Linked DNA regions of Mus musculus: regions 1, 3, 4, 5, 6 and 7 are each linked to region 2. A link is a loop called in an ENCODE intact Hi-C map of the cell type or tissue named here. Cell type or tissue: heart. All regions are shown on one strand. Region 1 overlaps Nuak1 (NUAK family, SNF1-like kinase, 1). Region 2 holds the start of Nuak1 (NUAK family, SNF1-like kinase, 1). Region 3 overlaps Gm34184 (predicted gene, 34184). Region 4 holds the start of Gm33980 (a long non-coding RNA gene). Region 5 overlaps Gm34184 (predicted gene, 34184). Region 6 has its middle 56 kb from the start of Gm40727. Region 7 has its middle 110 kb from the start of Gm46201.

The links. Peaks named below come from ENCODE experiments on the same cell type or tissue, not always from the same donor. Only the 100,000 strongest peaks of a DNase experiment are listed, where the experiment ranks them.
Region 1: it touches region 2 in a loop (4-fold over the local background); 18 of 42 quality-filtered maps call a loop at or near these places.
Region 3: it touches region 2 in a loop (3-fold over the local background); 9 of 42 quality-filtered maps call a loop at or near these places.
Region 4: it touches region 2 in a loop (2.7-fold over the local background); 2 of 42 quality-filtered maps call a loop at or near these places.
Region 5: it touches region 2 in a loop (2.6-fold over the local background); 9 of 42 quality-filtered maps call a loop at or near these places.
Region 6: it touches region 2 in a loop (3-fold over the local background); 15 of 42 quality-filtered maps call a loop at or near these places.
Region 7: it touches region 2 in a loop (2.7-fold over the local background); 6 of 42 quality-filtered maps call a loop at or near these places.

What each region holds. Positions count from the first base shown.
Region 1 is chr10:84,386,428-84,390,427 of GRCm38, reverse strand. All of the region lies in intron 4 of Nuak1 (NUAK family, SNF1-like kinase, 1), which reads left to right. Among named protein-coding and RNA genes, the nearest start is that of Nuak1, 52 kb to the left of the region's middle. In heart, a CTCF peak has its summit at 1,728; DNase peaks (open chromatin) are centred at 423, 1,667 and 2,917; H3K4me3 peaks cover 2,058 bases; H3K27ac peaks cover 4,000 bases.
Region 2 is chr10:84,438,113-84,442,112 of GRCm38, reverse strand. Nuak1 (NUAK family, SNF1-like kinase, 1) reads left to right here and starts at 1,445. Exons shown (of 7, transcript NM_001004363.2): 1 at 1,445-1,998. The coding sequence starts at 1,756. In heart, a CTCF peak has its summit at 1,544; DNase peaks (open chromatin) are centred at 692, 1,452, 2,712 and 3,882; H3K4me3 peaks cover 4,000 bases; H3K27ac peaks cover 3,929 bases.
Region 3 is chr10:84,058,944-84,062,943 of GRCm38, reverse strand. The region is part of intron 2 of Gm34184 (predicted gene, 34184); the gene reads left to right. Among named protein-coding and RNA genes, the nearest start is that of Gm34113, 24 kb to the left of the region's middle. In heart, no CTCF peak of the experiment used is centred here; a DNase peak (open chromatin) is centred at 2,103; H3K4me3 peaks cover 532 bases; H3K27ac peaks cover 1,277 bases.
Region 4 is chr10:83,932,173-83,936,172 of GRCm38, reverse strand. It overlaps Gm33980 (a long non-coding RNA gene), which reads left to right and starts at 2,648. Exons shown (of 3, transcript XR_380635.2): 1 at 2,648-2,704; 2 at 2,798-2,922; 3 at 3,221-3,455. In heart, a CTCF peak has its summit at 1,542; no DNase peak of the experiment used is centred here.
Region 5 is chr10:84,065,078-84,069,077 of GRCm38, reverse strand. All of the region lies in intron 2 of Gm34184 (predicted gene, 34184), which reads left to right. Among named protein-coding and RNA genes, the nearest start is that of Gm34113, 18 kb to the left of the region's middle. In heart, no CTCF peak of the experiment used is centred here; a DNase peak (open chromatin) is centred at 1,857; H3K27ac peaks cover 243 bases.
Region 6 is chr10:84,164,331-84,168,330 of GRCm38, reverse strand. No RefSeq gene overlaps it. Among named protein-coding and RNA genes, the nearest start is that of Gm40727, 56 kb to the right of the region's middle. In heart, a CTCF peak has its summit at 1,624 (motif pointing left); no DNase peak of the experiment used is centred here; H3K27ac peaks cover 546 bases.
Region 7 is chr10:84,228,506-84,232,505 of GRCm38, reverse strand. No RefSeq gene overlaps it. Among named protein-coding and RNA genes, the nearest start is that of Gm46201, 110 kb to the left of the region's middle. In heart, no CTCF peak of the experiment used is centred here; a DNase peak (open chromatin) is centred at 1,875; H3K4me3 peaks cover 280 bases; H3K27ac peaks cover 1,959 bases.

The DNA of each region.
Region 1 (4,000 bases), 52 kb after region 2:
AGTCTAGGAGTGGAGGCTCTGGAGTTGGATGGCCCAGGTTTGTGTGGTAGCCCTGTCTCTTGCTGATAGCAGGGTTCAGGATAAATTTCTCACGCACTGAACTTAGCTTCTCCTGTCAGGTAGGAAGAAGAGCTGTGTACTGTTTGTTTATTTTCCCCAGTCAATTTTTTCCCGAGAGTTTCTGTGGGCAATCCCCAGTTCTAGGTACCGACAATAAATGTGAAAGTAGTTAGAAATGCATTCAGAGGAGGTGGTGCTTAGCTGTGTCCATCCCAAGAGCTTGCCTAAGTCTAAGTGTCTGGCCCCTGCAGGAGGAAATGCATGGAAAGCCAGAAGCTTGGGCAAGTGGTTCTGGGATGGGGTGGTGGTCGGGCCTGCTGTCAGTTTGGACCCTTGCCTTCTAAGGGTTCCATATCATCTGTTGATCTCAGTGATACCCTGTCCAGATTCTTCCTGCCACCTGTCGCCGGGAGCCCTCGGAACTAAATGTAGACTATACAAGGTCTGGAATGTGAGCCTCTCGCCTGGGGATTGGGTTCTGTGGTACAGTGGGACCTCTTGGTCCCATGCTGTAGCCCCAGAAGTGATAAGGTGCATAGCTTCCTGTGGAGTCATAGAATTCCCTAATGGAGCAGAAGAATGGCCAGAATTCAGAGAGCAATTGTGTTGGGGACAATGGGGCAGCAGCCTGGAAGAACAGCTCATTTGTAAAACCCAAAGCAACAGAGAAGTGACTGTAGGGCATGGGGCTCCTGGGGACCAGGTTTTCCACCTGAGAGCCTCTGTTTTTGTATCCAAGTAGCACACATAGTACTTAATTACAAAAGTCAACTTTGGTCCTATATTTTTCTTTGTCTGTTTTCTTAGGAATCTCTGCTCCTGACATTGCCCAGGGTGGGAACGTGTGTGAGCATGTGTGTGTGTGTGTGTGTGTGTGTGTGTGTGCGCGCGCGTGTGCGCACACTCACACATAATCAAATCTGTCCTTTTAACAAGTCATTATTTACTGTTTCCTCCGTTGCTGCAGAGATGTCAACTAAGACCTGATAGTCTAGTTGAAAGAACTTGTTGAGGGTCGATTTCCAGCCTGGACTGTCTAAGGGGTGTGCCTGAGATCAGGAGTTTGTTGTCTTTCTCATTCCAGAGCATCTCCTGGTGCCTGGCACATGTAAGCATTATAACTGATTGATTTGTGGGCAAAGGAGCCCCTAGCCAGGATTAAAACTCACTCCCATGTTTGACTTCCAGGCAAACTCCATCCTCTTGCACCCACTTCCAAGTGTTTTAAAAATGTGTTTCAGCTGGTGCTGATTTGCCTTCCGGCTGCATGGGAATCCGCGCTTCCTGACTCAGCACTTTGCAGATGCATATTTAGAAAGGACAGTTGCTGACAGAAGCAGTCATACACATGGCCACAAGCTGGCCTTCTGTGTGAATGAAAGGCCATCGCTGCCTGGCCTAGGGGGACCGTGGGTACAAATGGACTACCAACCAACCGGATGTGAGTGGCAAGATCGATCGTGCTAAGGGCAGGGGGAGTGGCTGTCACATTGTGGGTCCACCTCTCCTGTGGCCCCGCGGGAAGTCTCTAAAGATGCTTCTGGCTGGAATGTGTTAGATGTTGCTGCAGTTTTGGTGTGAGCCATGTGACTGGTTGCTCTTCCCTTCTGTGCCTTATGCTGATTTGCAATGAGCACATCTGGTTTTGGAAATTATCTATCTGGCCACGGCAAGAGGGTGCGGCTTCTAAAAATATTCACGCAGTCCAACGGCAGAAGGAATGAGCGCGATGCGCTAGCTGCCTTGGGTCGCATTCCACCCTCTGTGGAAGCGTGGACTAAAATAGCACCCAGCCTAGCATTAATTTGCAATTAATGAAAACAGGCCAGATTCACATCCCACTCTCTGGGAGAATGGAATGCTGACCATTCCCAGAGAAGGCTCCTGTAAAAGTGCCTGCCGGAAGAGGGCCAGGCGCCCGGGTCAGCTGACCTCCTCTTGCAGGGCTGGGAATCTGCAGGGCTTTCAGAGCTCAGGAGAGAGGAACAGAGGGGAGATGATCTACTGCCCCTGTGACAATGGAGGCATGGCTGCTGTGGATAAGAGAGTCGCTTTGAATGGCAGTGACAAGAAGAGATAGAAATCTTGGCAGCTTAGCAAGGCGAAGCTTGGCATCATGGACCTCTGGGCTTTGGAGTGTGAGAACTTTGTAGTCTTGCATTAACTCCTTCATTTACCCATCAGGTGCACCCGAGTGTGTATATGTGGGGTTATTTATATCACAGCATACCTGCGCTGCCTGAGGTCATTCTTCTATCCTTTCAGGAGCTGAATATCTAGTATAGAGCATATGGCTTGATCATAAAATACTTAACCAAGTGTCAAATGCTATGTCGTTAGTCCTGTGCCGGGTGTTGGGGGATTTAATGGGGGAGGGATGGCCAGGTCCCTCTTGTCTTGGAGCTCTGAGTCTGGTGGTCATTTAACTAGTAGTGATAACTAGTCACCAAATATTAAGAAGGCAAAGAAGATAAGGTGTGCCCCCCTCCCTGCAGTGGACTTGGGGTTTCAGCTGGGGCTGAAACCAATAAACAAAAGAGTATGTGATCCACTTGTGCTGTGAAGGAGGTTGATCAGGGTGGGGACGGCGCCTGGCAGTGCCGTTCAGTGAATCTGGTCCAGAAAGGCTCCTTTGCATTGCCCTTGAAATCCTCAAATCTACAAAGCTTTCTCTGCCTTCCTGACCTTGGAACACACGGTTCCCTCTGTCTGGAATGCCCTTTCCATTCCCCCTTATCTGTCTATCCTCTAGGGGGTCTTCCTCCAGAGAGCTTTTCTTATCCCTTGGCAGACCAGATGCCCCTGTGCCATCTGGACGTGCTAAACAGGAAGGGGTGGGTCTGTCTAGCCAGATGGAGCAGAAAGCCTTTGAGGGGGAAGTGGTGACAGGCAGAGTTCTGAAGGCTGGGGAAGGGTCTGCTGGGGAGGGATCTGATGATGAGCTTGCAGAGGGAAGGAAACCGAAGGACGAAAGCACATTTGCTGAACTCCTGCTGGAAGCCAGAGCCCTGGGCCAGACCTTCCATGTGTTGTCTCCTTTCGTCTTTAGAATGTCCTCACCAGGGTGGGACCAAGTGCCTCATTTTTTTTTTTTTTCAGACAGGGAAATTCCTATAGCTCATCAGGAATGAGGCCGACTACAAACCTCTTCTTCGTTATTGCCAACCCCAAGATTTGCCCTGTCTCAGAGCCGGCCATCCGATAGGCCTTTCATATTCTCTTTATCTGAGTGCAAGTCTGTATCTGACTTGCAGACAGCTGCCCTAGGAGAGAACCTCAAGTGCTGATGTGCCGATGACCAGCTGAGCAAGTGCAGCCACATAGGACACTGGAGATGTGTATGCAGCTAAGTGGGGCTGGGTGGGTGTTAGCATCCTTTACTAGGTAGCTCTTGCCACACCCTCTATTAAGAGTTTCCCAGATTGCTCCCGATTGGTGATTAATGGTCTCAAGAAGTAATTCTTCTGAAGATGAAAGCCCGTCGACTCCCTACCTACGGCTCATTGTTCGGGTTGCTGCCCTCCTTCCGACTGCATAGGCCAGTGGCTGTCCAGGGTAAAGCCACAGTAATTAACTCCAAGGCCGGAAAGGAGCGATGGAGTGTGTCTTCCTGCATGGAATTACTATCTTCCTGTAGTTACAGAAAGCCTATTTCCTGTGAACAATAACTCCCTTTGACATAGAGTTTAACAGCCAGGATGGCTCTGGGAAGGCTCCTTGGGCAACACAGGTGCCTCAGTTTCTTCCTCTGCCAAGAGGGAATAATAATAATAATAATGATAATGATAATGATAATAAAGACCTTTCTCCAAGGGCTGTTGTGAGACCTGGTCACAGAGGTTTATGTAAGGCTCCTAGGCACTGACTGGCTCACAGCTGTGCTCCTGTGATCAATACAGCTCTTGCCCACTTGAGTTTGATTCTCACAGCACCCGGCAGT
Region 2 (4,000 bases):
TGGAGATAAGACCATTATCAAGTCCAGAACTGAGCGGAGGAGTGAGGGCCGACAATGGGTGTGTTTCAGGCCATGACTCTGACAACAGGGGTGGGGGCGAGGGGCGTCTCGAGAAGACAGGCTGTTGCTAGAGTCCAGTGTAAGGTGAGAAGTAGACAAGAGTGAAGTCAGAAGGAATTTGGAGGGCGGGAGGAACCTGAGGGCTGCAGAAGGAAGTGCCAGTACTTGGAGACTACACCAGATGCTCTTCCTGGTCGGTCTTCCCACCCTAGTGTGGAACAATGTAATTTATGTGAAATTACTTTAAAAAATTTCTCAAGATACCTTTAATTTTTTCATGTCTTATTTTTCCTCCCTTCATCTCAGGAGAACCAGGGCAGCCTTGCTGGGAGGCCTTCCTGCCTGACCTTCACCTGGTGGGGTGAGATCTGGCCGTTTTAGTCAAAGGAAAATTCCCATCGCCTGAGGGGGTCAAGAGGCCTGCAAGTGGCCTCTGGCTTGGACAAGGAACTGCTCAGCAGGCCAAGGCCTAGGCTTATCTCAGAGCCTTGGTTTGTCGGAAAGGGGTCTTTCCAATGGCGCTGGGCAGCTCAGGGGACCCAGCTCCATCCAGGCCCCCACTTCCCTCCTCTTAGGTGTTGGTCCCTGTTGGACTCCCGAACTTTACCGGGAGATCGGAGCCCTGGAGAAGGGCCGGGTTCCTCCTTCGAGCCTCCCTTCGTTCCTGACTCCGCCTTTCTCCCTGAGAGAGCCGGGGTTCCGAAGCATCCCTCTCGGGGACTTTCCAGGCTCCGCGGTTGCTCCAGGAGGGCCCTGCCCTGACCGTGCCGGAGCTGGGGGCCTGCAGGGCCTCGGCGGCTGGAGGGGACTGTGACTCACCGCCGGTAACCCAACACCGCTGGGCCTCCTTTCAACCCAGCCTCCCCCTGCTCCAGCGAGCCTGGCGGCCTCCGCCACACCATAACAAACATGAAGAAGGGTGGCCCAGGAGGCTACAGCCCCGGGCCACAGAGCGTGAGCCTGGCTCTGTGCGTTGTCGCCTCTGCGGCCTCGGGGACCTGCGACCTTTATCCGAGGCCGATCGGCCCAAGCTAGCTGCGGACGGCCCGCAGTAGTTCCGGAGGGTGAGTGCGGGACGCTCGGGGAGGGGACAAGAGCACTGACGATCCCCAACCCCTCCACCTCGACCCACCCGGGACCTTGCGTCCCCACCCGGCGAGGACAAAGCAGCCGGGCCGCCGCCCCGGCCTGCGCCGCGCCGCACAAAGAGTGAACAACGACACGCACCCCGCCCCCTCCCTGCTCGGTGGCCCGGCGCGGAGGTGGGGACACCCGGGCGCCCGCCCCGCGTTCCCCTCTCGCCCCGCCCCGTCTGCGCGTCCTCCCGGCGCGGGGGCGGGGGGCGCGGCGCCCCACATAACACTCCTCTCCAGCGCGCGGAGCCACCCTCTCCCCTCCTTCTCGCCAACACCACCGCCTCCCCTGACATCGCTGCCACCTCGCCGGACGCTCCGCAGATTGCCGCGGCTGGCCAGGGGGCGGTGCGCCGAGCGTGCGCGCCCGGGACGCCAGATGTGCAGTCGCCGCCGCCGCCGCCGCTAGTGCCCCAGCGGCAGCCAGAGCCAGGTCGGGTCGTCTCAGCAATGCTGCTGCGGGGGCGACCTTGAACGCACCCCGGTTTCCCTCGGTGGGGACCACCCCGAGCCCCTGTGCCGGGACCTGCCCTCTCCAACTCGGCTCGCCCTGCGCTTGGTCATGGAAGGGGCGGCAGTGTCCGCGGCAGGGGATGGCCCTGCTGTAGAGACCGGCTTGCCGGGCTCTCCGCTGGAGGCGGTGGCCGGGGCGACTGCAGCCCCAGTGGAGCCCAGGAAGCCGCACGGGGTGAAGCGACATCACCACAAACACAACTTGAAGCATCGCTATGAGCTGCAAGAGACCCTGGGCAAAGGTACCTACGGCAAAGTCAAGAGAGCCACCGAGAGGTTTTCAGGCCGAGTGGTGAGTAAGGGAAATTCCTGGAGGGGTTCGAGCTGGTTCCCTGGTGGCCCAAGATGGGGGCGGGGAGACGGTCTGGGGGCACCACGCCACCGGGGCTCCCTTCTCTAGAAAGGTTTCAGCAGAAGCCCCCAGTCAGACTCCTCACTTTCCTTTCAGCACCCCGTGACTCAGGTGTATATCTCCGAAAACACTTGTTACATCTTGTCTGCACATATTTTGGGGGCTTCTCTCACCCCACCTTTTTTATTTTTTTATTTTTTACCCCAGCTAGCAAAGTAGTGTTTAGGATTCACATTTTGCAGCTTTGAGAACATGGGGTCTTCCCCAAAGACACACCTTCAGACCTTGTCCGGGAGTTCCTTATTTGTACAAACTCCAAAAAGACCTACATTATCAGCCATGAAGCTGGGCTCGAAAGTGTGGTGTCCTGTAGTTGCTCAGGACCCCCGCTTCTTTCCCATCTACCTGCAGTCCCACTTCTCCTTTCCACTGGGATGCTTGCTTACCCTGATGCTGCTCTTGCTGCAAAAGACAGACTCCTCCTGTCTATCAAACCTAAAAGCTTCTACTGAATGTCTGAGGTTTCTTGACAGCTTGCATTCCCGCCTCTGGCAAGCATGACATGTCCCTGGCAGGGGTGGCCATTCAGTCCCAGAGTTGATTTGCAGCAGGCTCGCTTGCCTTACCAGGTCCTGGCTTCAGGACTACTTAAATTGTTCAAGGGGTCTGGCCGGCCGCACCCGATACAGCTGAAGCTCTGCCAGGTGCCTCGGGGGCTCAGTATTGTCCCAGTTTTGGATTGTTGTCGGTTCCCCCTCTGCAGAACAGGCCCTTGAAATCCACACTGGTTGTGGCTAGAGTTGGGTTCAAAGTGACTGACTCTTGCAGAAAGAGTTTGTGTGGTGTATGGCAGAAATGCACATGGTTCTTTGATTTAAAGCATATCAGATGTACTTTAATCGATTTAGGGCCAAAGTCAGAAACTATGACGCTTCTCGTGTGTGCAGTTTTTCGGGGTACTGGGGGACTGGGGGAGGATGCTGTTGCTTATAAACCTAACCAGTAGCTACAGGGAGGGCAAAGCGAACTGTCAGTGTGTTGGTAGTATTTCTTTTTTATTTATATAGAGATAGTTCTGTGGAAACTGATTGCGGTCAGCAAGGTTTGCTCTTGTAATCTCAACTATGTGGCCAGCTGCAGAGCCCCTCCGCTTCTCAGACTCACTGCCCACGCTGACTTGCGTTATCATCTTTAAAACGTCTGTTATCAATGAGTTGGAGATAGGGATTTGTGTTCTTAAAATAAACTTCTCTGCCATACATGAATTTTATGATAATTGCGCAGGTGCCCTTTGCTTTCTAGACTGAGAATTCTGTGTGTGTGTGTGTGTGTGTGTGTGTGTGTGTGTGTTGGAGAGATTATCTGCAGATGAAGAGCCTGAGCAGCACGCTCATTCATGCGTTTCTTCCCGAGGTGACACTCCCCAGGCTGGACGTTGAATAAGCGGAAACTTAGTGTAGCTCCTTTCCCTGGTTGTCTTAATAGCTGATGAAGAATCGTGCTGGTAAGTTGGAAAGCAGGATAATGAAAAACAGGCGCTGTCTGAGGTGCAGGTTGAAGATGTGAGAAGGTGAGGGGTCGGAGCAGGGAGGGCAGGCCTGGAATCTGTGGTGGGGACCCTCACATTCTCACACCTAAGTGCTTGTGAGACAGCTCAGCCAGGCTTGGAATCTTTGTGGCATATGCTTGGCCGCTGAGCTCCATTGTGGCTTCCAGTCAGGCAGGCGTTCTTCTAGCTGTCTGATCCGCAGGCTGGGTTAGACTTGCATTGGTAGGCAGGCGCCTGCCTTCCTCTTTGGTGGGTGTCTGGAAACATTCTGCCAGGATTTAGCCTCATGGCCACTAGGGGGCGCCCAGAGAACGACAGAGGCTCATTTCTCCTCTGCAAGACCAGTCAGTCAGCTGTTATTGTCTGGTTCACCCTCCCTCCCATTGTGCTATT
Region 3 (4,000 bases), 380 kb after region 2:
AAAGAGAAATTAGGATGCTCTCTTCTGATCCCGAGGTCTCCATAAAGCATTTGTCTACATCTAGAACAAAAGATAAGGAAGCCCAAGGTCCCAAGGGGACCTCATCTCAGGGGCCTGTGCGTCTTTCCTCTGCTTCCTCAGCATCGGTATTAGTTATATGTCTCATCGCTATAACAAAAATACTTGACTAGTTGGGCACGGTGGCGCACGCCTTTAATCCCAGCACTCGGGAGGCAGAGGCAGGCAGATTTCTGAGTTTGACAAGAGTCTTAATGTAGGAAAGAAGGGTTTGTTCTGGGTTACAGTTCCTGGGACACAGTCCATCCTGTCAGGGAGACACAGCAACAAGAACAGGAGGTGGCTGCTTGGTCACATTGTGTCCAGTCAAAAAGCAAAGACTGCTTGCATTCAGCTTCTTTCTCCCACGGTATGGTACCACCCACATTTAGGGTAGTCCCCTTACTTGCATTAACCTAATCTAGAAAACCTCTAGTATACCTAGGCCCAGAGATTTGTTTCCATGGCGACTCTAAATTCTATCAAGTTGATGCCAAGATTAACTACCCAGAATCCTTAATTTGTATGGGGTCATCCATATTCAGAGGCTTTTCCTAACTTCCAAAAGCCCAGCTATTCACAATCCAACATGCACGGTGCTAAGGAAGCCAAAGGATGTCGGGGTAAATTTTTCCAGACAGCTCTCTGGATCTAGATTCCAGCTAGAAGGCGCCTGAAAAGTAATATTATCTAAGCAGAAAAAAATCATCGTTAGGAGGTTTCCCTAGGCTGTTTAATTTCTCTGCTGACAACAACTGTTCAAATCTTATACCAAATCCCTTCTCTCCAGCCAAATGTATCCTTTGGCCCAAATCTGTATGTAGTTTCTCTGATGCAGAATAGCTTCCACAGCCAAGCCAATGAGTCAGTTTTTAAAGTCTTTTAAAATCCAAAGAGATGTGCTTCCAGAAGCCTCCAACAACACTCCAAGGATGTGCGCATGAGTCTAAATACTCAGGTAAGCATACTAGAGGGGATATACATAGAGATACAATCTATGTATTTGTCCTGTCCCCTTTTTAGCTCAGACATACGAGGGAGAAGGAGGGTCCTATAGCGATGGTTCTCCAGTCCCTCCCCAAGGGCATCAACAAAGTTCTCATTCACTTAGGAAAGATAACAAACTTGCATAAACACCATGCTGCGAAGGTAATATGTGGACAGAGAGACAAGCTTCAGGCTCAGTCTTGTTGCTGGTGGTTGCCATCATCATCATCATCATCATTTTGCTTGTGTATGTGTGATATATACATGTGTTCATGGGTGTGTGGACACATGCGTATGGATGTGCATAAGTGCATATGTGTGGAGTTCAGAAATTAATATCACTGTCTCCCTCTATCTTTCCTCACTACTTACTGAAGCAAGGTCTCCTATCTACCAATTCTGCTAGACTATCTAGCAGTTTGTCCCTGAGATTTCTCTGTCCTGACCTCCCCCCAGTATTGGGATATAGGTAGGCTTCCATGCTCACCCAACGTTTATGTAAGAGCTGGGGATTTTAACGCTATTCATTGCATGTGTGTCCCAAAGTGCTTTGCCCACTGCAATGTCAGTTTTATAAATCACTAGCTGAGGGATTTGAGCCACCAGTCATCCAGCCTCCCAGACTCCCGTCCTCTTCTGCTTGTGGCGGTAAGCAGACCTCATTGCACACCTACAGCACAGAGCTAGCTGTAAGCAAACTCAGCTGAGGACAGCTGATGTGACAATGTGTATTGTCTCAGTGACATGTGTGCCCCATTGGGACTGGGGGACCCTGCCATGCTAGAGAGAGTCAGAATAAATCTGAAAACATCCAGCCAGCCTGGCTGGCTGTCACTCTGCTTCTCCCTGCAGTGTCTTGTGCTTGTGCCAGGGAGGTCACATTGAAACCATGAGTCCGACGAACAGAGGCCATGCATAGAGATAACGCCACCAGCCCCAGCCATGAGGCAAGGCTTAGAGGAAGACAAAAGAGTCCCAGTTGTTCATTTCTCGTCAGCTTTGCTCTGAAGGCTCCGTCCCCATCTGTCCCTGCCATGAAGACACTTGTTCACACCCAGCCTGCTTCCTGCCTGGATCCCTGCCACCTAGTGCTGTCTGACTTCCTGCCCCCTTCCTGTCTGCTGACTCTCCAACAGTGCCAAAGAGGCAGGGACAGCTCCTTTCAACTCCGTGCCTAACAGGCTAAATTCTGTAGCCCCAGCCTTTTTGTGGAGGGAGTGGGGGGTCTCCTCCAGAATTGTCTTCCAATTGAAACTTACTTCCCCAGACCTTACAACTTGTTTTCTTTCTTCCTAACATTTCCTGCTGAAAGCCAATGCCCAAAGCCACTGCTTCACCTCCCTGATTTTTTTCCCCTTGTCGTTTAACATAAATCAGTGTGCTCTGGTTCTCAAAACTAAAAGCCACATATAATTAAAACCCCAGCACAGAAAAAAATGATTTTGAGGTTTGGCACCAAGTCCTGGGGGATTAAAACAGAAGGATGCACTCGCCCTGCACACCCCTGCAGGGGATTGCTGCCATTCAGAAATGCACCTCAGGACTGAATGGTCTGATCTCTGCTCAAAAGCCATGCAGAAGTCTTGCCTCACCCTACAACACACACACACACACACGCACACGCACACGCACACGCGCACACGCACACACACACACACACAAATACACATACACACATAAACACACACACACACACACACACACACACACACAGAGCTTTCCCTTTTCTGAACCTGGACCCAAATTCCTTTCTTTCTGACCATCTGGTCTCCTCATTTTAACTTGGCCAAGCACAGCTAGGCAGGTCCCCCTCCCACTGTGAGGGTACAAAGGAAGAAAAGAGGACCCAAAATGGGCCTGACCTAGCCCCAGACTTCAATTCTATGCTACTTAATGTGCAATAAACCATCAAAGTGATGGATTCAGGGATATGTGCCCCCAAGCCACACTTGTTCAAAACTAAAGGCAGAGAAGAAAGAATTGAGAATAAATAGTCCTGAAGCTTTGGGGGAAAGTGACTGAAAATTGTTTCCCACTGTTCCCCGCAGTCATGGCTGGCAGCACTTGCTCTAGTCTTCCTCTAACAGACGGGCACTGATTAGAAGCTCAGCAAACCCAGTCACCTCTTCCCCTGGATGAAGCCCTTTTAGCCTTGATATCTGGTGCCTTCTCTCCCCTGTGTTGGAATAGAGACAGAGTTAGAACTTACTCAGCCTGTCATTGACCTCTAGGAGCATGCACAAGGTCTTTGACAATGTTTGAATGTCCCACAGCTTTAAACAGGAGACAGCAGATGAAGTCCCAAAAGTCATCGAATGCCTGATAGTAAAAGGCAAATGTTAACCAAGAGTATCCCCAGCAGAGTAGGGTATGACAGCAGCCAACAAAAGGGCATCTAGGTAAGGGGTGCAGGGTCCCAAGGGAGGTGACCACGGTTTCTGTAGGATTGTCCCTGCTAAAGTAGTAGTTCACCCGTTAGCTATAATGGGCTGAGGGCTGAGTTTAAGACACCTGGAGGCATAGCCTGAGGAAGGCAAGAGACTCAGAATAATCCAGAAAAGAAGGTGAGAAATTGCTGGTTGGACTGTAAGCTGGGTCATCTACTCTGGAAGTCAGTCTGGTGGTTCCTCAGAAAATTGGACACAGTGTTACCTGAGAACCCAGCTATACCACTCCTAGAATATACCCAAAAGATGATCCAACATATAACAAGGACACATGCTCCACTATGTTCATAGCAGCCTTGTTTAAAATAGCCAGAAGCTGGAAAGAACCCAGATGTCCCTCAGTAGAGGAATGGATACAGAAAATGTGGTACATTTACACAATGGAGTACTATTCAGATATTAAAAACAATGACTTCATGAAATTCTTAGGCAAATGTATGGAACTAGACTCCTGAGTGAGGTAACCCAGTCACAAGAGAACATACATGGCATGCACTCACTGGTACGTG
Region 4 (4,000 bases), 510 kb after region 2:
ACATTTCTAAAGTTAGTCATTCTAAGGCTTGAAGGAGTAATTATGCTATGTCTCAGACTCTGGGACAAATGGCTGAGGAGCCTATTTAACAAATCAAGTAGACCTGACCACCAGATTTTCCCAGCATCCTTCAGTCCCTTCCTGTTTACATCCTGTCCTTCCCCCAGAGGCTCTTCCCTGTAGAATCCAAACACTTTAGTTACCTGCTCATTTTGTACCTCTGCCCTCTTGGCTGCTGTACCTGGTTCCCCTCTCTTCCTACCTCCCTTCCCTATCTCCGCCCCCACCCTCACCATGCCCCCTGTCCTTCTATCTCCTCCCATGGCTCAGGGTCATGTCTGAACTCTCCCAGATGGCCCGGCCTCTAGCTATGCTTTCCCACATGTCTATAACAAACTTTCTCCTCCACTATACCTAGGAGAACTCATTCTTTCCTTGTCCTTTCTGCCTCATTCACATATTAGCTGCCATTTATCAAGTTCCTACTTAACACTGATTTTTTTTTTTTGTTGGTTTGGTTTGGTTTGGTTTGGTTTGGTTTGGTTTGGTTTGGTTTGGTTTGGTTTGGTTTGGCTTGGCTTGGTTTGGCTTTGGTTTTCAGGGTTGTCAAAAACAGGGTTTTTCTGTGTAGCCATGACTGTTCTACAACTCAATATGTAGACGAGCTGACCTTGAACTCATAGAGATCCCCCTGCCTCTGCCTCCCAAGTGTTAGAACTAAAGAATGCCACCACTTCACAGCTAACAATAATCTTCATAACAGTTTAGAAGTGCCCCCTCATTACCTGCTATTTACCTCGCTTCTTCCCTGATCACTCAATGCCAGGAGGACTAGTGTGGTAGCCCCTTGTCTATTCCATCCATGCCTGGCCTCCCATATGGCAACAAATGCATCTTCTTAAATATCCAATCAGAGTCCATCTCCACCATGCCCCATACCTGCCAGGGGCTGCCCGTCGGACAGGCGGAAAGAGCTAGATCGAAGTCCATCACCAGTCACAGTTCTTCAGATGTGTACTCCATCCATTCAAGTGTGTGCTGTAATCATCCCTTCTGTGGAAACTGAGATTCACTTCACCGAGAGTAAAGAACTTATCACAGGCTGCCCAGCAGGCTGGTGGCCCCACTGAATATGAGGACATTGATCACATAGGTACTCAGCCCATTTGCAGGCTGGAGGCTTGGGAAGGTCCACGCTGTTCTCTCATCGTCTGGTCCCTTGGAGGTACCTTTCAGAGAGGAGAGTTCATGACATCCTTTGGTGTAGGGTGTTCTCTCTACTCCTTAGAATGCCAATGAACTCAGCCCCCAGGGAGTGCTCCTGTAAGCTTCCCTGTCACCCCCTGCCCTGTCTCAGCCTGACATTCCCATGGCCTTTGTCCCCTTTCCCAGAATGCTCTTAGCCTTGACATGAAGGACGTGCTAAACCTTGGCAAGCATCCATTTCGGATACCTAATGTTCTGTGACTAATGACTGAGCAGGAGGGACTCTGATAGAAATATCCCATGGATTCTGTGTCCCTTAGTCCCCCTACAGGCCAACTTGGGAGTTAATCTACTCCAACCTCCAGTATACAGCTCCTGCCACTTTGGTGTCTTCTGGATATTAGTCATCTACCAACATTTAAAGTTGATGTCACATGGATGGCATTCGTTCACACTTTAACCTTTTGAACACCTGCCTTCTTTGGGAGGATTCCTTACTATGTGAACTATGAAATCGAAGAGGGCTCTCCCTCCTGTCTGACCTAAGAAGAGTTAGCAGGGTGCTTCAGCTCTGGCTATGACTCCTAAGCAGGCCATGCAACTGCATGGAAAAAAATCAAAGCTCTGTGTTAAATGGCAACAACGTTTGGTACCCTGACAGCAGTTATGGAAATGGAACACTTTCTGCAGAGGGACCATAGCTGTGACCTGACTGCCTGGGAGATGTAGGTCCTGGACACGTTCTCCAATTTTCAGAACTCTGCCATCACCCTTTGAATGCTTTTTCTTGTTAAATCTGCTGCTGTCATCCAGCAACCTTGAGTGGTACCCACAGAGATGCAGACTTGGGACACGGTAAGATGGCACACGGAGCTCCATGCAAAATTCCCCAACTGTCCTGATTTAAGCTCATTGCAAGCTGCCAAGTCTAAAATGAGGGAGAATTACAGGGAGAATAATTACAGGGAGAATCCATGACAGAGATCTTAAGAACCGGGAGCTAGCCAGGTTCTTGAGTCCTGCAGACTCATGTCCATAGCATATATTCTATGGGCACATAGACACAGCCTGAACACGTAAGCAATTCATTGCACAACAGGGCCAGTCTAGTAGGGCATTGTGAGGTGTTAAGTGTTCCTTAATACACAGCCAGCACCAGGAAGACAGGGAGGCGGGCTGGGGCAAAGGTGACCCTAGGGAATGCTATGTCAGAGCTTCCTCACATGTAACAGGTGCCTTGTGGTTTCCGTAATTTCAGAGTCTTGGAGAAGCCCTGCTGTTTATCAGATCAAAAGGGCACAGAAAATCAAGCTACAGGTAGAATCTTCTGCCGCTTTCAGCCTCCCTGTCTCCATCCTTCGTTGAGTCTTGTAGTTAAGCTGCATGCGTGGGCATGACATCACTTCGTTTCAAAGCAATTCCCAAGAAGGGCGCTGTTTGTCATCCTCAAGTTGTTTATATCACAAATGAGGAAGCTCAAACTCCAAGAGGCAGGCAGGTATGGAGTGGCAGATCCGGGAGCTGAGCCCAGACCAGCCAGGCTCTAAATGTCACATTGTTTCTACTAAGTAGGGGCTGTTTTCCTTTCCAGGGCAATTGTCAAGGGCCCTAACCAAGAAGGGCTGTCAACTAAGGCCTCTGACAGTAGAATGGACAGGAAGTCTTGTGGTGGCCGCAAGTGATAGATATATGGAGGTAGCTGCCCATGAGATGTGGGTATGTCAGAACTGGGCTGGGTTACTAATGCAGAGCGACTTCTGACCGAGTTGTTTTCTCAAGAAGTCTTGGTGGGGACATTGTTCTAGAAGAAGGGGGAGTGGAGTGGAGGAGGAGGGTGGAGGAGGAGGGTGGAGGAGGAGGAAGGAGATGAGAGGAGGGTGAATGGGAGCAGAGAGAGAAGGCCAGAAAGAGAAAGGCAGAGGGAGAAGGAAGGGATGAAGGAGGGGAGAAAGGGTTGAGTTAAGGCTTTATCTTCATTTGTATCTTCATTCCTGTTCTGAATGGAATTCTCTAGAAGCAACAAGCCTTTCAAGATGTCAGCATCCCTCCAACCTCCAGCTGAGGCAGAGCCCCTTCACCACTTACATATGTCTGCTGGACAGGAACCTCTTAAGACCTGTTCAAGATAACACAGCTGTGTACAAGCGGAAAATGGAACAGTTTCGCAGCCTTGAAGAGAACCTCCTTGAAGATGAGCAATTTGCTTCCTTTGGAGCCTTCTGAGGGCACCACTCCCATCTTCCCCACCACAGCCCTAAGGGCTTGCCAATGCTGTATAGAAAGAGAAGCTTCATGGAGCAGCAGAGCTGTCCTGCCAGTGGCTCATCTCTGACTGATGGAACAGTCATTCCCCACCTGGACTGTAGTTGACTTGGACAAAAATATGTTTGTTTCCCCCAGTGATGCTGATCTTTGCCATGATGGGAGTTCTGCACATCTGGCCTCTTGCCCCACATGTCACTACTCCCTGGACAGCCAGAGCAAGGTACATGGCTAGTAGTAAGGGTTCAATGAGGCCAAGAGTTGGACCTCAGTCTCTTGTCTTCATCCTTAAAAGTGAGAGGTTTGTCAAGTTTCAGGCTCCCCTCAGGCTGGGGGATCCCGTGGATCGGTCTACGGTCCCGTGGGAGGTCAAGAGCATAGCCATCTCAGACTCTTGCTGTAAGTCCCGTGCTCCAGTCACACAGATGACAGGCCATGTGCCTTGCCCTCTGGTCTCAGTTCAGAATCAGGAGTGAAGGGAAAGATCTGCTTGTGCCCTTGGCAAACTCAGGGAGCAGAACGCACAGCCAGT
Region 5 (4,000 bases), 370 kb after region 2:
CTCTAAGTCTATGTCTTGACCATTCACACTCAAGCCTAGATTGTTGGCTGGCAGCCCTCAAGACATGGAGACAGAAACCTTGCCAAATAATGTCTCCTGTTAAGAGTCTTTTTAAAATAATTCCCACGTGTGTTGACTGCTTACGGTGTTCACATCACTGAAACTATCTCTTACCATCCTCACAACACTAGAATAGAGAAATGACTAATATTATCACTCCTATTGCATGGATGAATTACTGAAGCTCAGTGTCCAGGAGCTTGCCCAAGATTACACAGTGAATGAGTAGAAAGCAAGACTTAGACTCAGACTATCTGACTCCAGAGTTCATACCTTCCACTGGTGTCCCCACACAGCCTGTGGCAAAGGTCCTTTGGTTAAGATGTTGGCTTTGCCATCAAAACTGTGTGTTACTGATCAGGCCCAATGCTCCTTATGATGAGAAGTAGTTTGTCTAGCTACCTCTGGCTAATTCCGGGCTAATCTCCTTGAGGAAGATGGAAGGGGAGAGGCTTGTGAAGAGCCATGGCCAGGCTCCCGGGCTGACCCTTATGTCAGACTCAGAACTTAGGATCAGGATCCTCATGTCCAGATGAAAACCCAGCTAAGCCCAGATAAGTGGCTTTCCCATGATCCACCTCCAGTTGTGAGATGGGTTGAGTTGGTAGAATATAGGCTATCTGGTTGTTGTCTGTCAAAATTTAGACCCAAAGTCCCTCTTTCTGGTGCTGCCCCACTGCCCCCTGGGAGTGGAATGGTCGTGTTATTCACACATGTTCTACCAAAGCACTTGCAGTATTTCATGGCATGTCATTGTTTTGTAAGTATGTTCTCTCCCACCCGAACCAACCATTGGCCTCTGTAACTATAAACAGAAAATGTGTTTAACAAATGCACCCAGATAATCAACTAATGAATGAAGATGATTTAGCATCAATCTCTTCTTAGGGGGGCTTCGGACTCAGAGAAGTCTAGATCCATCAATTCTAAGCTATGTCTTGACACCTATGTAGCCTAGAGTCCCAGGACAGGCCCTATCAACCAGGAGGGCTTCTGGGAATATCCTGGGGCTCCCACCCTCCCATTTCCTATATTAATCAGCTCTTGCTCCTCTTTGACACATGGCAAACCTTACCTTGCTTTGTCCTGTTCCTTTAAGTCCCAGCAGTGTGACTAAAGCTCCCCCAAGCAGTCTACTCCTGCTATAGAGCAGTGGCCAGTTGGAGTTGAATGCACTGCCTTTGCCTGGGAACTGATGTTTTAACAAGGAACTGCCAAACATCCAATGCCTTAGCTCATCATGATAATAAATATAATAACTAATAATTACTTAGTTGCTACTATATGCCAGACACTATTTTCAGAGTTTTACAAGGTTAAGCCTCACACTAATTCTATGATGTAAGTTATTATACTAGACTCACAAACTTTCATCTGATATCTTCCCACTGGCCTTTCTCTGGTGCCTGAAATCTCAGAATGGGCTGATCCCTGTCAACAAACCCCCGGGAGAGTGCCTGGCTGATGCCTGGCTTTCTCACAAGTATTGTGGTCCAGGAAACATCGGAGAGACTCAGGAGTTATGCAGGGCAGGGAAGGTGACCTATCAATGTGCCCTCAGACCAGCTATTGTTGTGGGCCCTGGAGCTCAGTCTCATGGGAATACTGTGAAGTGAACCAGAGACATGGTTCAGGGTTTCTTACACCGCAGTGAGGGAAGTGGACATTCCTATTAGCTAATTCCTCATTATCATGGCAAAATTCATGGCAAAGCCAACTTAAGTAAGGGAGTATTTGTTTTGGCTTTTAGTTTGGGGTATATCAATCATGGCAAGGCACTCTGGCAGCTGTGAGCATGAGGCAGCTGGCCACAATGTGTCAGCAGTTAGGAGGCCAAGAGACAAAGATGCTAGTGCTTGCCTCCCTCTGCTCTTTTTATGCAGCCAAAACTCTAGTTGGTGGAATGGTTCCGTCCATATCTAGGGTGGGTCTTCCCACCTTAAATAACCCTGCCTAGATACTTCTCCACAGATATGTCCAAAGGTTCATCTCCAAGGTGATCCTGGATTCTGTCAATCACAGCATTCCTAAGGAAACTGTCACCTGTTGTGAAATGAACTGTTTCTAGAGAGCGCCGACTCCTTACGGTTCCATCAGGCAGTGGTCTGGGCAGGCTGACTGTGGAGAAACACCACAGGTAAAGAGATACAAGTGCTGCCACATGGGCTGGCTCCCAGTCCAGCCAGTGGGGTTCCAGGCTCCCGGCCTAGGGAGTGGGGTTCCAGGCTCCCAGTCCAGGGAGTGGGGTTCCAGAAGGATGGATAAGTAACAGTGGCATCTACTTCAATGTGTCACCAACTACTTGCCACTAAGTGAGTTGGCACTGGGGATGGAGGGCTAAGTGCTGGGGGTGTTGCTGCTTTGGGGTGACTGCAGGGACTTCTTGCAATCCTTCAATTTCTCATGCGTGCGGGACAATGCGGGTTTAGCCCGCCCAGCGTATCTGACTTATCCCACAGCTAGAAGAAACAGCTTCGGGAGACTCTTCAGGTTTCCTGTTGCTCAACCTCCTTGATGATTCGACCCATCATTCCTTAAATCTTCTATCACAGACTGCCAGGAGCTTGGCAGCAGCCACCAGGAAAGCCAAAAACACTGAGAGGGCACAGACTTCATTAGTCCTTTTGTCTTCTCACTGGTGAATTCTCCATGACTCTAACCCTGATAATACAAACCCAACAGAACTATGTGAAGAACGTGCCTGGACTGATGTGTCCTGACTTCCATGTTGAAACTCAGCCAATGCAAACCTTGCCCCCTTTCTTCCCAATTTCTGCCATAAACATTTTTTTTTTGAAAGCACATAGCTCCGGGTCCCAAGATCACATGAGCGTACTGCTCTTCCATGAGGGCTGCTTGTGTTGTTTTTTTATATAACATGCAAAATCAGAAAAGAGCAAAGCTCTATGAACTACATGAATGGGGACAGCCAGAGGACCTAGGACAGGAAGTACTTCAATATAATTCTCTCTGGAAAAATCTGACCCTTGCCTCTTCTTCTTCCTCTTTTTTCCTCCTTCTCCCCCTCCTCCTCCCCCCTTTCTCCTCCTCCTTCTCCATCCCCTTCCTAACCCTCCTCCCTCTCTTCCTCCTCTCCCTCCTCTTCCCCCTCTTCCTCCCTGCCCCCTCCCTTCTTCCTCTTTTTCCTCCTCCTCCCCTCCTCTTCCCCTCTTCCTCTCCCTTCTCCTTCCCCCTTTCCTCCTTTCTTTTTCCCTTCTTTCTTTGGTTTCCAAGTATTATGGGACATTGAAGGTGAAAGATCTAATATCCTTTGAATTCCAAGACCATGGCTCAGAGAGAATTGGGAAGTGACTCAAAAGAAGTCCAAGAACATGGCCTGTGGCTTTGAGAAAACAGAAATAAGCTTGGGGTGATCGTGACAATGTCCAGGGCAGGAAGACAATGTTTCCTTTACCTGGGCACTGTTACCTACACCTGACCCCTTTGATGGCTGGGGCAAGTGATCTTAGCAAAGGGACTCAGAACTCCACCCTGGGGACAGGACTGAGGAAAGTGGACTGCAGATTATAGATGTCGCACTGGGATAATAGAATGAAAGGGAAGCCACACCTCAGCAGCAGCACTTGTACCAGAGTTAAGGTTTTGGATTATCACATCAGACAAGGAGCTAGAACAAGATAAGGCTTTCCCCTCAGCAAAAGTAACAGGAAGAACATGGAAGGAAGAAACTGTAAATGCGAGCTACGACGAGGGATGACCTGGTGACTACAGTAATTATGAGTAATTATGGATCTGTGTGAACTACATATGTGTAAATGTGTGTATGCATCCCATTACTTTTTTTTTTTTCTTTCCTCCTGTTTCTAGTCATTTACTGTGTACTATAAAATGTGGTCACTATGTGGCATCTGACATATTGGTGTTAAGTTATTGGATCTTAAAGGGGGTGTGGTGCCAGGGAGCAGTGACACCCTGAGGA
Region 6 (4,000 bases), 270 kb after region 2:
ATGGGCAGCTTCTTGGCCAACAACTTTAGTGGTGAAGAAGATAAATATAAAACTGCTTGCAACTGGCTTCAAAACTGTGCAGAGATGAAAGGGTGCAGGAAGTTGACTGGCCACAAATACAAAGGAAGCCGACTTCAAAAAGACCGGAGCATCAAATAAAGAGCACAGAAGGTATTTCAAGAATGAAAGGCAAGATGCGCAGGGTTACCAAAGGCAGGTTGAGGAATGAATGGGAGAAATCAGACTTCTTCCATGGCTACAATCTGCAGACATCTTTAGCCAGGCTGTTGCAGAATTCAGGGAAACAGTCTTTCAGCCTGGGGGCATGTTAATGGGGACATGCATATCATATCTACTTGGGGGACAGAACCAAAGAGAGCATCCTATTCTTTGTTCTTCGCAACTCATGTTCTATCTCTGTGTTCCCTGTCCTGAGACTGGATTCTGTCTGTCTGTCCCTTGCCCCCAGACTGAGGAGTTCAGCTCATGTTTATTAGTAACGCTCATGGAAATAGACATTTTTTTTTTGTCCTACAGTATTTCCTTGACCACAAAGTACAGCTTTTGCTCAGAGTATAGTTGCTGCTGCTGTTCTTAGTGAGTTTTCCATTCTCCTGGACGAACCACACACTTCAGCAACAGTAGCTGCCATTCACTGAGTGCCAATCATAGGCTGGTGGTAGAGCTGGCCCTGCAGTGGGATCCTAGCTAATATTTATTGAGCTTCCCTCTACTCCTGGCTCTCCTATTCTTAGCACTCTGCTTCTGTTCACTCCTTCAGCTGTGCAGCAACCAAAGGCACATGTGTTCTTGCCATCCCTATCCTCCAGATGTGGACACCAAGGCCCAGAAGTTTTCCTGGCTATCACAGGTGAGTCAGCAGAAGAGCTGGCTATCACGCTGAGCCTACAGTCTCAGAAACACTGTGCCAATCACACTATTTGTTCATATTCTTTTTCAGTCTCACACCCTGGTTAGGCAGATATCACTGCTACCATGGTGCTAATGAAGTCTATAGTGTTGACCTTAGTAAAACTACATAGAATGCTGTAGAATGGGCATTTAAGTCTGGAGTGTGGTATCACCTAGATTTTATGATACACCATCAAGCTGGCTGTCAGGCAGACAAGTTCCTATCGGTTGTTCTACTGGTTTGGATGGAGAATGTTTGCCATAGGTTTATGTATTTGAGTTCTTGGTCTCCAGCTGGAGGCACTGTTTGGGGAGGCTTAGGAGGTGTGGTCCTCCTAGAGAAAGTTTGCCATTAGAGGTGGACTTAAGTGTCAAAGTTTTTTGGCATTTTGACACCAGTATGCTAGTGTCTCTTCTGTATGCTTGTAGTTGAAATACTAGTTCCCATCTTCTCATGCCATCTGTTTGTGGCCATTCCTCCTTGGAGATTGGTGAAGGGTTAGTTCCCATACTGGGGCCTCCAGCAGGACAGCCAGAAGATGAGCCCTGGGGGTCAAACACCACAGATAAGGACATGCTGTGATTAGTCCTTGCTTCCCTTCAAAGACAAGGGCAGGGCCCGGGCACTGAAGCACACATCAGAGCTGACAATCTGGGGAGGGGAGATGGTGCCAAGCTGGTACTGTACTGAGAGTTCTGACAGCCCCTTGGAGACCCCTGGTGGACAAGTAAGTTTTGTTTCACCAACTATGTGCCAGAGAGTTCCTGTGCTCGGGTCGTTACCACAAGCTTGGCCTTCACTGGACTCACACTTTGTAGTTATCATAGATGGTCAAGGAGAAAATTGCAATAGGACCTTTAAGTGCCATTTCCCCTGGACAACTGCATCCCGCACCTACATGATGTTTGCTAGTGCTTTCAGAGCAGGCCATTGGAAGGGCTGATGTGTTCCAGTGACTGCTTCAGCATAGGCTCTGGCAACTGTGTGTGTGTGGGGTCTGTGTTTCTCCAGCCCCGCAGGTGATACAATCAATCAGGGGCCTGGCAGGTCTACCAAAGCATGCTGCTCACATTTATCATCCATTCCTGAATGTGCACTTGCAATTAGGAGATAGCACGTTAGATGCGGCTCAGCCTGGGGATTCTTCCGTGTGGTGAATACGGAAAGTCTACCAGCCTGCTAGATAGAGCAGGTTGAACAACCGTCATTGCAGAATGCTGAGATAATTAATGGGGGTAACAAAATTTGTTATTGTTAGATACAAAACAATTCCAGGACCTTTCAAACAGTTAATAAATAAAGAGATACTGTAGATAATCTTAGCTAATGCAGCTATTTTAAAGGCAACAATTGAGCTAGATCCCTTTAACAGCAAATTAATTATCTCTTCGGTCATAGCATGTTTATGAAGTTAGAATTGTTGTGCCTGACAGGAAACAGAGGTTAGTGCAGATGGGAACGCTTGCAGAACCATTTGATATATTAGCACTTATAAAATTACTTAATGACCTTAAATTATATTTGTTGCCTAGAGATTTTCCCATTTAAGCCCTGTAACTTTAGAGACGTTTTCTTTGGATTGCCTTGCTTTCGGGAGGGTGATCCATGAAAATAAAAGCGCCCCTTCAAAGGGGGAAATAAAGGTCTCTAAAATCATGAGTGAGAACATCTGTAGTTGATCCAGCCAATCAAGACACACAAGGTGAGAAGCAAAGAGAGGAAGGGGGGGGGAAGAGGAAGAAGAAAAAGGAGGAGGGGAGAGTAGGAGGGAGGAGGGAGAAGAGGGAGGAAGAAAAAAGAAAGAGGAAAGGAGAAAAGGGGGAGGGAAGGCAGGATGGAGGGAGAGAGGAAGAGAGGAGAAAAGAGCAGGAGGGAGGAGGAGGGGAGGGCAGGAGGGAAGAAGAGAGGGGGAGGAGTAGAGGAGGGAGGAGTAGGGGAGGCAGGAGGAAAAAGGACAGGAGAAAGGAGGGGAGGAGGGAAGAGGGGAAGAGGGGGGAGGAGGAGGAAGAAGTAGAAAAAGAAGGAGGTGGGGAGGTAGGAGGGAAAAGGAGTGTGTGTCAGAGAACAGTATGGGATTCACCCTTCCATTTTCTTCTGGTGGATCAAACAGACTTTACCAAAACCCATTTAGCTTTGAGCCAACAGAAGCCTCACTTAGCCAAGTCCTGCCAACGGGAGTACAGTTATCTCACACAGGGACAGCCAGAACTCGCCTTTCCTTTTCCTCCCCTTCCTTGTCCGACCCTCCCTCCCCATGTTCTCAGGTCCCGGTAAGTCCGATAGTCTAGTCGCCAGAGTGAGCCGTGCTGGCTGGAGAGGATGGCACTGAGAAACTGCGGGGTCCACACCCTCGCCGCATGGATGTGATGTGGCAGTTCGCTAGGCAGTTAGCACAGTAAGGTTGTGACAGAGGCCAGTTGTTGGACGAATCTGCACCTTGGATGCTCAGCTTGTTTGTTTGTAACGCTTCAGGAGCCGCTTCCTCCGTCCTCCCTAAGCAGGGGCCACGGAGCCTGGTCCCTTGCCCACTCATGGGCCACTCTTGCCTGGTCTTCTCTGTTATCCCCAATGGACTCCACTGGAGCTTTGCTGGTGTCACTCAGACCCCAGGGAAGTTCATGTCACTTCCTGCTGAGTGCCTGAAGAGAGGAGCTGGTGAGCAAACTCTCTCCCTTCCCTCTGACCATGGCAAGTCCTGAGATGCAGTCTATCCCTCAGAGAATGATCCCCCCCACCCCGTGTCCAACAGCCACATTTAGCCATGGCCAGCTCAGCAGTGCATTTTCTGCTAAGTGTGCTCCCTCTTTGGTAAGCTGTTTTCTAAATGCCCACTGTTCCTAGATGCTTACTCCTTGATGGACAGAACTCCGCTGTCTCCTTGAACCTCCTGATAGAGAGAACGGCCCTGTTTCACTGCATCCCATGATGGACAGACATTCACTGTCTCCTTTTACTTAGGGGCTGGACTTGGGGACTCACTTGTAGAGAAGGGAGTTCTGCAGGGATAGTGTGTCACCTCCAAAGACTGTGTGATAAAAAAAAAAGACTTTTTCCTTCTTGGGGTTTTCTTTGTGGCCTAAATTGTGT
Region 7 (4,000 bases), 210 kb after region 2:
TATATCTGACCCACAAGGTGAAGGCATAGAGAGAATAAGACTGAGCCTGGCATGGACTTTTGAAACTGCAAAGCCCCGCCCTCAGTGACATATCTTCTAATCCTTCCAAGACAGTTCTACCAACTATGGGCCAAACATTCAGATACAGGAACCTATGGGGGGCCATTCTCATTCAAACTACCACAGTCTATTATATTAAAATGATGCATTCTATTTTGTTATCTAATAGATAGCATTTAAATAGACACTCACGCCTAAAAATGTTGAGAAACCATTTTGAAATAGCTAAGCTATAACTGCATCTGATAGGCCAATAAGAATGCCTCCTTTCCCCCTCCCCTTTTCTGAAAAGAAAAAGAGAAGGCAAGAAGATGGTAGTGGAGTGGATGGGGGTGGGGGGAGGATGGGGAGAAGGGAGCAAGGAAAAACTGAGGTAGAGATGTAAAATTAATTAATTAACTAACTAACTAACTAATTAATTAATTAAATTTTCAAAAATGAATGTCCCCTTTCCTAGTATTGTATTCACTTTCCTAGGTTGTATTTTGTTTGTCTTGGTTGGTTTATAGTTTCAGAAGCTTAGAATTCAATGAATTTCTCTGTGTCTCTGTCTCTGTTTCTCTCTGTGTCTCTGTCTCTGTCTCTCTCTTCCTCTCTCTTCCTCTCTCTCTCTCTCTCTCTCTCTCTCTCTCTCTCTCTCTCTCTCTCTCTCTCTCTCTCCCTCTCTCTCTCTCTCTCTGTTGTGCTGTAAGTAAAGGCTACTATGTATAACCTTTATTTAAATTCAATATATCAGACTTACATTTAGAAAGCTTAAATTCCATCTTATTTTGAGGTTGTTATTTAAATATGTTGCATTTTCTTCATGAATTAAAAAATGTTTAGAAAGGAAAGATTAATTTCAAATGAAGCAAATGTAATTGCTACTATTATTGAGCAAAGTTTGGCACATATATACATGATTTTTGTTTATTTTCTGTGTGTGGCCCTGGCTGCCCTAGAACTCACTCTGTATTCCAGGCTGGCCTTGAACTCATAGATCTGCCTGTCTCTGCCTCCTGATTGCTGATATTAAAGGTGTGTGCCACCACTGCCAGATTAATTTTTTTCTTTTAAGTAAAGAAAAAAATCCCTATTCTTACACAAGCTATACATCACACAAACTAATATTTTATAATATAATTTTAAGATTTTTAAGCCCTAGTTGAACAAATTTTTAAAAATAGAAAGTTTAAAAGGAGCAGATAAGGAATGAAAATTTCCTTTTAATCATAGTCCAGGTTTAAAGTTTATATTCTTAATGGCAAGAAAGGAACCACGGGAAAGATTTAATTGGTAGTCAAAATAAAGTAAAATAAGATAAAAACTAAGAACAGAATCATTGAAAATATTCTTTGACATGGCAAATTGTTACTGGGCTAAGAAATGTGTATTCTACTGGTAATGCGGACACATCAGGAGCTGTGCTATGATAAGCAGGATCCTGAGATCTGGAGGTCTTTTCAAGGACTGGAAAGTCTAAAGACTCCTTGGCTAATTCACCAAACCCTTGGGGTCTGCACCAGGGTGTTGGAGACAGGCAAAGGGCTAGGCTCACTTCCTGCCTCAGTTTCCTCATCCACTAACAGTGTCTGCTGCTGAGTTCCTGAAACTCTTTAGGGTTGTCAATCACAGATTAACTTCTCTTTCATTGGGTGTTTCCTCTGCCGTGGATTGGCCCCACATTATTTGGTCTGGTAGGCAGCTCCCGCGGTTCATTGGCCTCTCATTTGCTTAGAGTCAAAGCTCCCTCTTCGCACCTTCTTATTCTAGCCTCTCATGCTTGGACCGCTTCCAGCTCTCTAAATCCATAACAGCTACTCATCAGCACCCCTCCCCAAGTCAGCCAATGCCATGTTATTTATGGCATAGTTTATCTTATTTGAGAATGGTCCAGGTCCTTTCTGTCCTTGAGCCCTTATTTGTCACTTGTCCTTATGACAAGTCCCGGTGTATTAATAGTCTGTGACTCATTCAAGGCGCCATTCAACAGTACAACCACCGGAGCCACTCGAGTAGGAAGACGGGAACGCGATGATTTCACTGGTGGGTGCCCTCAGATAAGCTTAGCTACCCGTAGGTGGTAGCACTGATGGGGGCTTTATTACCTGCTAGTCCCTTCATATAGGTTACTTCTTTATGCTTCCCATACCTGTGCCAAGTGCGTATTTTCTATTTTGCAAATGAAGACATGGAAGCTCGGAAATGTCAGCTGACTTGCTGCTGCAGTTCTCAGTGGGCACATCCACCAACCAGAAGCAGTGTGTTCCACACCCAAAGGCACGGTTTCTCTCCCCTACTGCCTGGTGCAGTGAATGTAGAATTTCCCCAGTGGTTGCAAGGAGACTTTTGTGCCCACCTGGACGTTATATTTCTACTCGGAATTTCAGAACATTCAAACGTGCTTGGTAGCTTGTTCCCCAGTGTTCTCAGTTGAAGCATCTCTTTATGGGCACAGCACATGGGCTTATGGACAGGTGGGCTATGGTTGTGAGCATCTTTGCCAGGCTTGTCCCTATTACCCCAGGACACAAGAGCTGCCAGTGTTTGTAGCATGCATGAGCCTAATTAGCAGTTTTAAGCGATCAGAACATCAAGTGCCTTCCTCTTTCTGCTCTGGAGACTTTCAAACACGCCTGCAGCATTGTTCTCTGTAATCCACAACATCCCCTGCCCTCCAAGGTAGACTCCAGCATGGGTTTCCTTGTACATCACGTTGCCCATTCCATACGGTATGTGGGCTGTGCTAGAGATGTTTGTGTCCCTCAGAGGCACCTGCTATAGGACTCTGGAGTGTTTGTCTCAAGTAATGTATTCTGTTGCAAAAGGCAAAAGAACCAATATTAATTAGGTGCAATTCCCAAGCCAAAAATGATACTAGCTGTTTTGCATGCATTATGTCATCTAATCCTCACAGGAATCTAAGAGAGAGGGACTTTAAAAGCCATTTATCAATACATGTACAAATAACATCGAAAGCAGAGGATGTTCCCAAGTGTGCTCTGTGGAGATGAGGCTGCCAAATGCAAATTAGGAAGAGACAGTTTCTGGAACACATAGTTCAGGGAAATCACAAGCTTTGAAGCAAGTAATTGCAAACACCACGGATGCTTGTGATATTCACAGATCAATCAGTATTCCTGCTGCGGTGAGCATTGGCTTTGTGACCACAGCTGCTGGGGTTCTCCATGAATCCCTTTACTATCTGACTTAGTGATTCCCCACAGCATCTTTAGAAGATATACAATCATGAAACACTTCTCTTGCAGGAACAGGGGTCTAGGGAATTAATGAACTTGTCCAAGTTTCCGTTATCACAGATTTAAGAACCAATTTTGTGTAGGCGTTGAGGCAAGACGGTGCAGTGGTTATGAGCAAGAAGGGACCAGGCTTTGGGGCTTCAAACTCTGTCTTCTAGTTGTTTCTTCTAAGAGCAATGACTCAGCTCTCTGAATCTTAGCTGTCTCTGTACAATGTAAAGATTATGATCTCATTCATGGTTGTTTCTTACGTTACATATAGGGAAACTGGAACCAAGGCTATAATCTAGGGTCCAGGGCCAAGTGGCAAGGTTGGGGCTTGGCAAAGTTGACAGATGCATCTCGGTCATTGGTGCCTGGTTACATTTCAAGTAACAGTGCTGTCAAGTTCATTCAGTGCCCAAGACCCAGTTTAATCCCTGCCGGAGCTCATCTTGATTGACCTTGCCATTGGAGCATTACTGGCTTGAGGTCTTTGAGGGCTAACATCCTTCCCCAGAGACTGGGTTGCTTCTCTCAGGGATGGATTCATTTTTGGAGAGAAGGCTGTTGTAAAGCACCCACCCATCCTCTTCTACCCCCTTCTCTTTTCTACATATCTTGCTTGCCATGCTCACACACACTCCTGCCATACGAAGTGCCTCCTAACCGTTACCACAATACTTTCCAGAGCAACGTGTTTAGATACATGTGTGTGTATA